Linked DNA regions of Homo sapiens: region 1 is linked to region 2. A link is an interaction called in ENCODE POLR2A ChIA-PET data of the cell type or tissue named here. Cell type or tissue: Panc1. All regions are shown on one strand. Links, peaks and the distances in the headings refer to the core of each region. The heading gives the core; the rest is flanking DNA.

Region 1 (4,412 bases), core at 326-4,325, 140 kb after region 2:
TTCCCTCAACCTGTGGGGATTATAATTTGAGATGAGATTTGGGTGGGGACACAGAGCCAAATCATATCAAGGATGAACTGAGTAAATATGTGTGAAATTACTGAGTGTATAGTAACACTCTGACCCAGTAACGCTCACTGCTACTGAGGAAAATGACGTGACAAAAATATTTTAAGGCAACACCAGGAAAAGGGCCCCTCAAAAGAAAAAAGGGAAATTCCTCTTTTCCTATGTTTCCAGAATATAGCCAGAGACTACCGGCTCCTCCTCTGGAGGAAGCATACTGTCTCAATGGAAGACTTTGGGGGTAGAACAAGGGATATGCTATGTCACAAATCATTTAATAAATCCATCAGCCAACAAGCTTCACCTAGAGATGAACACATCTTCAAAGCACTTTACAGTATGATATGCACAGGCATTGATAACCTAGACTATGTAACCATATGGATAAATGATTCAGAAGCCTTGGTTCAGATTATTAAAAATGAACTAAAACACAAGTGTCGATTTCAAATAAATGCAATGGTAGGCAAGATTTGAAGATGAATGTTTAAATTGTGGTTGAAGAAAAATACAAATATCTAAAGAGGCCTATAAATAAATGACTTTTTACTGGTAACAGTGAAAAAAACATGTTACAAATAGAAAAGTAGACATTTAGCTATTTAGTTGAACTCATAAAGGGCCAAATTTCTTTATAAGAAGGCTATAACGTTAGTTGCTTTTTACCTTCCTAGTCATATTTTTGAGAAATAGGAATATAATGTACATATGTTTAAGTAAGAAAAAAAATAAAAGTAAAATTTGAATTGCAGTCTGAAGGTTTGTTTACAGTTTCCAATCCAAATGCAATATTATTGAAATATTCGAGATTCATCTCTGTGAATGAGTTTTATTGTCCGTATGGCTTTCTATTCTTTAGACTAAACTCCCATCATCTGTTAGGAAGACACATAAAACAAAGGGATTTGCAGTCTATGTTTGCTTTTTTTTTCCTGATAAATTTATCTGTAACAAGTCATCTTTTCAAAAGTATAAGTAAAATATTGGCAGTTTATATTTTTATTCCATCTCCAATGTATATCTTCTATACATAAAAATGTGCTAGATGAAATATAATTATTTACTATTTACAAGATGAAAGCCAAACCAAACCAACAAGCAAAAAACAAACAGAAAAAACAGAACTCAAGTATAATAAACTAAAGTTCTCCCTGCTCTGGTTCTCAGTGGTATACAGTTCATACAAACACTACTAAATTCCAGGAAAGTTTCTGACCACAGTATTATCTATTTACTGTTTACAACTAGAAACAGTTCTCAAGACAATGATAACATTTGTCAAATCCAGAAGTCTCTGTTATAAATAATTACTCTCAAACAGTATTTCAATGTTCTCATAAATATATACACATATACTCTTTCATTGGGTTTAAGCTGTCAAAATAATTTAACCAGTAAAAAATTATTCTACATTTGAAGTAAAAAGTATGAAAATATTACTTCAGAAAGTTCAAAGCTGTAGGTTATTTGTGCACCTACCTAAAATTCATAGTAAATGGCAGTTTAAAAAATTTAAAACTACATCAACTTCTGGTTAAAAAAATCTAGTAAGACAGACATTTTTTGATAATATGAATCACCGAAACCACGTCAGCCACCTTGAAACTGGCCATTTTGAATGCTGTAAAAATGGCATTCTAGGTTACAAACACCATCATGGGTTAAAACGGGAAATTCTTTACCTTTTCTCAGTGAGGCCCCTCTAAATAGAGAGAGCCTGTTGATATTACTTTCAGGCTATTTGACTATTCCTCATGAAATTACAAATGCTAATTGCCCTTTGAAAGTTAATTTTAACAATAACGGGTTAGAATAGAGTCAAGTCTTCGAGGGACACGATGTGTCCCTGGACGGTACGATCAGTTAGATTTTAATAATGTGATGGAATATATTAACAAATATAGGAAAGAATGTGAACAGGGGCTTGGTCAGCAAAGAAAGCATAAAAAGAAAGGGGAGACAGAGAGGAAGTGAGGATATGGCCCAGTTAAGCAGTGCCCATAGACAGGGAGCTTTGCCAGGATGTTAAGTAGTGGGTTTCCATTGGCTGGGCCATCACTAGTGCACAGGTAGGTGGAGTCTTGGCTAATTGACTCAAGTGTTCTGATCCCATTGGGATTGTGGTTCAGGCTCTCTCACTTGATGACATTTTTTTTTAAAAAAGTATTTATCTGGCTAAAGCTTCCTTCCCATCAATTTTCAAGGGAGACAAGGTCTCTTAGTATTAATTCTGTCATTCAAAGCAAACTTAGATGTGCAGAATAAATGTTATAATGGTTATAATGTATAAATGATGATACTGAGTATTGAGTGCTACTGAATTACTTACTAAATTACAGAAAATTGACCTATGTCTCTTGACTTCTGTTAAGAGTGGGAGAAAAAAGTTCCTGGGATAGAGTTCAGGAATGAACAGTTGAATATACCAACTTAAACTTAGGAAAGCAATGATAGGAGCCACACACAAGAAAGATGAAATGTTTTAAAATAGAAAGGCCAAAAAGGACATTAAAATATGCCCAGAATAGCCTGTGTCTGTCCTTAAGTGGTCTCTCGAGAACATTCATGATCTTACAGTTATAGTTGCCTTACACTAGGGTAAGCTGTTTTTACTCTAATAGGCTCAGAAGACTCACTTTGTCAGCATCCCAAAACTGGATTTCTTTATCTTTCAGGAGTAAGAGCACATTAGCTAAGTTTAGAAGAGTGCTTGTTTATTAATGAATTTAAACGAGAACTGTTACTGTAACATGGAATGACAGCCTGAGCCCTATGCTTTCTCTAAGCAGGCAGGGAAAATATTCGAAATGTTTTAGCCTACTGTCACTGTGTTGTGGGGAATACTTGTTTTGGAGAGATGCACCCTCTCTCTCACAGCCCTTTGTGGTGGCTACCGTACTTGTCATCTACTGGAAACTCTACTGTGAAACAAGATTTAGGGACAGTGTTTACATCACCTTGTTCATTTCTGAACATTACAACATACCATTGTCCATTTCCTCCATATGTATTTATGTATATACACATCTATAATAATATATATGACTATATTTTATTAAAATGCATAACAAAATGCACACACTCTCATACATACACATAGGACATGTATACATAGTGCATGTACACATAAGTGAGCACCCCTGGAGAGGCTGTCAGAGGGAACAAATGAGCCCTCTATTTCTTACAACATCGAATGAGCCTCACTCAGGTTTAGTGGTGAATGTTCTTCAAGCCTATAGTTACTGCCCTGTGAATCTAGGAGAACTTGGTAATCTACAGCCTCTGCAACACTACAAAAGACTAAATTCAGTCAAGAGGAAAGGCATATGAAAGTGGAGAAATAAGTTGTCAGGCAAAAATGTCAATTTTCATGAATTTCAAAGCATATAAAAATTAAAGGTCTCCTTCTGTGCAGTCAAAGCAAAGGCTAAGAGTTAAAGTAAATGTAATAATACTTTTTTATTATTCACTAGGCTGTGTATCTTATATAAAACTGAAGAAAAGTCAATAGTAGTACATAAAACAAACCAGCATAGAAAGGTAGGCTGCAATTTCTTAGAAAATAAATGGGGTTTCTTCTTAGAAAATCATTCTCATAAATGTATAGTGCTTAAATTTAACCACAAAAATATACAAAAGTAGATCACTCAGCTAATTCCAAATCCGTATGATATATATGGTCGTGAATTTTACATTGTTTGATTTACTAATATCTTAACTTCAGATATGAATCTTCATATCAATGTCTTCATTTAAGCAATAGGAGGGCGTTTGGATTGAATAAATTCCCTTTGTGAGGTGAATTTAGCGTTAAGGTTTGAGGCATCTGAGGCTATTTTAAATTACCCATTCATTGACAGTCAGTTATAGCACATGCAATATAGCTATTTCTCTTTGATATTGGAGCTAAACAAACAAAAACATATAAATAGTATTTTATAAGCAATGTTCCCAGAAAAACACCTTATTAAAGTAACAATTGGTAATACTAAGCATATTGAAAGTTGACTTAAATGTAAAATCAGTAATCATTATTTTTTAACTTTCTAAATGCAGCTTAATTTCTAATTAAAAAAATAAGTGATTCTCTCTACTAAAATCAAATTCAATGTAAAGATGCATCTTTTGATCTCATCTAATAGAACATTGGTAAAGACAGTAGTCAGGAAGTCTACTGAGTCATCTAAAACATACTAAGGATTAAGGGTTATTATGTATCTATATATTGGGTATCTATTAGGCATATTGTCTTACATAGTTGTCGATCAGAAAAGGAAAGATTCAGTGGTGTGCTGGTCAACCAGTTCTCCAACAAAATAAACCCTAAAAACACATCCTGGTTTGTA
Region 2 (4,412 bases), core at 255-4,254:
GTAGAGATAGAGCAGGAAGGTGCAGGGAACCTGAGGGCAGGCTATGTCTCTAAAGTGAGGAAGGCAGGCACAGATGAGCAGCTTGTGCAGCCTGTATTTTTGGCTTGCTTCATGATTTTGTATTTGGCCTTGAGCCAAGCCTGGGGATGGGAATCCAACACTTGCTTCACTGATTTCTATGAGTGTAATTACTGTGGTTAAAAATAATGTTCCTTCACATACATGGAAGGCTTTATAATCAACATGTGTTGCCTCCTTTTAGCATTACAGCAATCCCCAGCGAGGTGAGTAGAGAACCCTGTATTTATTTTCTAGATGAGAAAAATGAGCCTCAAAGAGAGAAAGTGGCTTTACCAAGGCCACCTACACATTTATTCATAATACATTATCATGCAACTACTATTTTGTAGGGGTACAATGGAAAAAAAAAAGGGCAATCCACGGCCTCTTGCCTTAAGAAGATTATAATCCATTCGGGCATTTAGACAAACAAATAGGTATTTCAAATATGAGTACAGATTTAAAATACAGTAAAACTAAACATCTGGTCTTTTATTCCTCTTTAGTTTCTCTTTACCAAATATTTTTAAATGAAAATACATGTATCATTTATTATACAAATAATAGATTTTCATTTGATTTCAACTGAAACAATTTATTAAAAATATGAAAAAATATTCAAATGACCTACTCTTATTACTTGGAAAATATCACTGTTAAAATTGATATATCACTTTATGTTTTTTTCTTTCTTTATATTTTCAACCAGGTATTTTCATTTTAGTTTTATTTTCTGTTTAGTATAGAGTAGGTTTCTTATGTTTTCTCTGTCAAACAACATAGCTCTGCTTGCTAACTCTAATTGTTTCTTAGCATGTCATCAGATCATTTATTTTACCATACAACTATTGATGTTAAAATATTTTCACATTTTTCATCATTCAAAACTATGCTGAGATGAAAAGCATACATAAATCTTTGTAACTCTGTCTTATTATTTGCTTGCTATACAATTCTAAAAATGGAATTGTTGTCCAAAAGCCACGCATATTTGAGTTTTACAGTGTTGACTTCTGGAAGGTGATATGATAGACAGATCTTGATAGATGTTGATTTAAATTCTATTTATGGTTCTTTAAATAAGAATAAAACTTAGGTTCCTAATGATAAATAACTTTAAGCTAATGTATTTTTAAAAATCTCTTTGCAATATCATGAAAATTTTCCTACTACTTTGATCTTTAGTTATGAGAAAAAATGATGTATGAAAGTTGAATATGGCTAGATTCTGGAATAGGTCTGAGTATCTGTGACCTAAACTGTAGATCATCTAACTAAAATGTAACATTAGGAACTGTTGTATGGACAATTAGTCTTTATATGGACACTTTTCTTATGTTGCTAATGTGAATATTTAGTACTGAAGATTTTGATTGTGCAAAAAAATTTAGAATTCTCTCTATCAAGAAAAGTGCTCCCTGGTTCCAAAAAACTGTCTCAAAAGGACAAGTCTGCAAATGGGAGTGTGGACACTGTGACACCACAGAATTAGTAATACATGAGTGCATGCACGTATGAGATGTGTGGGCACGGCGATGGTGAGAGTGTGGAGAGCTCCCTATTTTAGGATATAAAGTGCATTAGGTGGGATCCCATGCTGTATATGTTTTCACCCAACTCCTATTATTTCTTCTCTCAAAAATGTGTCCAGTTTGTATCTTACTAAGACTCTTCCAAGGTAATGCTGTCTACTATTATGCTTTGGTCAAGGTAATTACATGCATCACGAGGCCACTGAGTGTGATAAAAACAAGCAAACAAATAAATATACAAACAGCTTTTATCTAGGTTTACGTTGGCACCTGTACCTCCTGCTATAGAAAGCACTTTGAAGGCATTTTCTTTGCTCATGTAAAGTCAGAGAAAATAGGTTAGCTCTTATTTAGGGACAATCAGCCCAGAATGGACATAAGAAATACAAAGTTCTCTGGTGGCTACTATAGTGGTTTGTCTGATCTTTGTCGTTTTGTTGCAAAGAGCTTTCTATCTACACAGCGACTAAGTATGATTGGATGCCATTAAATACTCCTGTTAAGCACTTTGGGGAGCTATGGGTCTGTTTTTAGTCTCCTTTCTCTCTTTCTTGCTGATAAATGTAAAAGAAAATATTAACTGGGCTTAGTTTAGAAACATTATGTACACATAAAAAATATGCCCCACGATACTAGATCTGGGATAAAACTCATTAACTTACTATTAGAAAGTTACTAAATTACTTCCTAGCTTTATTGCAAAATGCAAAAAAAAAAAATGTTGTTTTAAAGGATAATTAGCTTTTTCATTAAAAAAGAAAATCGGCTTGAGGAAGAAAAAAACTTGTTTAAAGAAATGAAGAATTAAATAGTGGAATCATTACTCTATGAATTCTTGGTGCTGATAACACTCTTAAATAGTGTATGAAGATCAGAACAAAAAGAAAAAGTGCTAGAGGGGCTCAAAGAGTGTGAAAGGTCGGTATTCACGATGTACTAAATGTATCACCTTTTGTCACTGACATAATAAAGGTAGCCAGAGGGGCGAAAAACTGCAAAGGACTGCAGTTGTCTGTATGCACCGACACAATAGCTTAATTCTTACTTGGCTGCTTCAGAACAGTGGGAAATAATGCTTCCTCACATATATATATGAATCAGACCTTATGAATCAGAAGGGATGGTGCCCAGGAGTCTGTACTTGTATTGACTTACTCATGAGATCATCAAATAAAATATAATTTAAGAATCACTGATTTAGAGGAAACAAAGCAAAAAACCATATAGACATAGAACTGTTGGATTGACTGGTGGTATCCAAGTTCAGTAACTAAAGCTTCCTCATGTATATATATATGAGGAAGCATTATATATATATATATATATATGGTTGTAGGCCCATCACAGGAGCACTTACTTATGAAATCTAAAATTTAGAAATTGAGTGTTGTAATAAAATAAAATTTCCAAGCAATATTTGTCATATATTAACCTACCAAGCCTTTTGTAAAGTGCATACTAGTTATCATACTACTTGGGAATTATGAATTAATAATAATTCAAAATTTATGAGTGTACTTATGAACCATTAAACTTTTGGAGATTTTTTTAATCTATTTTGTATGGCATTGGTTGTACTTTTACTTTTTGGGAATTTTTTTTTTTTGGAACCATTTGTAGTAATCACAAATACATGTTCAATGTAAAAACCAAAGAATCTGAAATGATTGATTCAGAACATAAGCTCTACCATATTTCCTTGTCTGCTATCCTCATAACTGGGACTCCCTTTATTTCTGAAGTCCTTTGTCAGTGTATTCTGCAGGGATCTCCTTGACTATGTCCTCTGTCCTGGTGAGGGTGAAGAGACTGAAACTCTTGATCATGAGGTAATGGAAAGTCTGCATGGCTGGTGGCTTACATGGCAAGGATAAGGTGGAATGGCCAGCCAATTTGCTCTGTAAAAGGCCACTAAATACTGGGTTTTAGCCCTCAGAGTCTGGGGAACTTGAAGTCAAAGAAGAGAAAGAATTAGAATACGCAGAACCCCAGACAGGTTTCATCTTCTGATCAGATAGAAAGGCTAAGAGAGAAAACAGATTCCCTAGTCACACTGGCACGAATCCTCTGCTCTGGAATCTTCTCATAAGCCCAGTGAAATTCAGATTCCATGACTCTATTATAGACCTTATGAATCAGAAGGGATGGTGCCCAGGAGTCTGTACTTGTATTGACTTACTCATGTGCCCATCAAATAAAATACAATTTAAGAATCACCGATTTAGAGGAAACAAAGCAAAAAACCATACAGACATAGAACTGTTGGATTGACTGGTGGTATCGAAGTTCAGTAACTAAAACTCAAAAACCTCTTTCCTTCAATTCCCAGAAGTACCCAGGAATTAACTGCCAGATGAAACAATCTGCAGAGAAAACCTCTGAGCACATTCCAGGCAGCATAAAAGGATTAAACTTTATATCAAAGACTAACTTTACAAGCAAGGAAACAAGCAGAAGAGAGCTTTTCTGTCCCTGAAGTTTCTTTAACTGGGGAACCTAGTCTTTCTTTTTACAACTATATGTAAGCCAGCTTAAAGTGTAACTGCTAAGACAGTGAGAGGGACCAAATCTCAGTGATACCAAAAAATTTCCAAATATGTGACTAATATCAGGTTCTCTCTCATTTGATACAGGTTAGAAAGAAAAAGCACAATGAAGGGAAGAGACAGAGAAAGAGAAGAGTGAAAGTTTAACCCAAGTCCAGCTGCTTTCCTTCAAGCAAAAAAGTCAGACCAGTAAGTAATTTCGGGAGTGTCAGGCTGGATATATGGAATTTCCATTCATTATATGACAAGCATTTGTTGAATAACTATTGCATCA

What was found. Peaks named below come from ENCODE experiments on the same cell type or tissue, not always from the same donor. Only the 100,000 strongest peaks of a DNase experiment are listed, where the experiment ranks them.
Region 1: POLR2A ChIA-PET joins it to region 2 with 5 read pairs; 2 of 35 experiments call an interaction of 5 or more read pairs at or near these places.

The regions. Positions count from the first base shown.
Region 1 is chr7:147,370,545-147,374,956 of GRCh38, reverse strand. All of the region lies in intron 9 of CNTNAP2 (contactin associated protein 2), which reads right to left. Among named protein-coding and RNA genes, the nearest start is that of MIR548F4, 5.4 kb to the left of the region's middle. In Panc1, for the core only: no CTCF peak of the experiment used is centred there; no DNase peak of the experiment used is centred there.
Region 2 is chr7:147,509,359-147,513,770 of GRCh38, reverse strand. The region is part of intron 11 of CNTNAP2 (contactin associated protein 2); the gene reads right to left. Among named protein-coding and RNA genes, the nearest start is that of MIR548F4, 130 kb to the right of the region's middle. In Panc1, for the core only: no CTCF peak of the experiment used is centred there; a DNase peak (open chromatin) is centred at 2,660.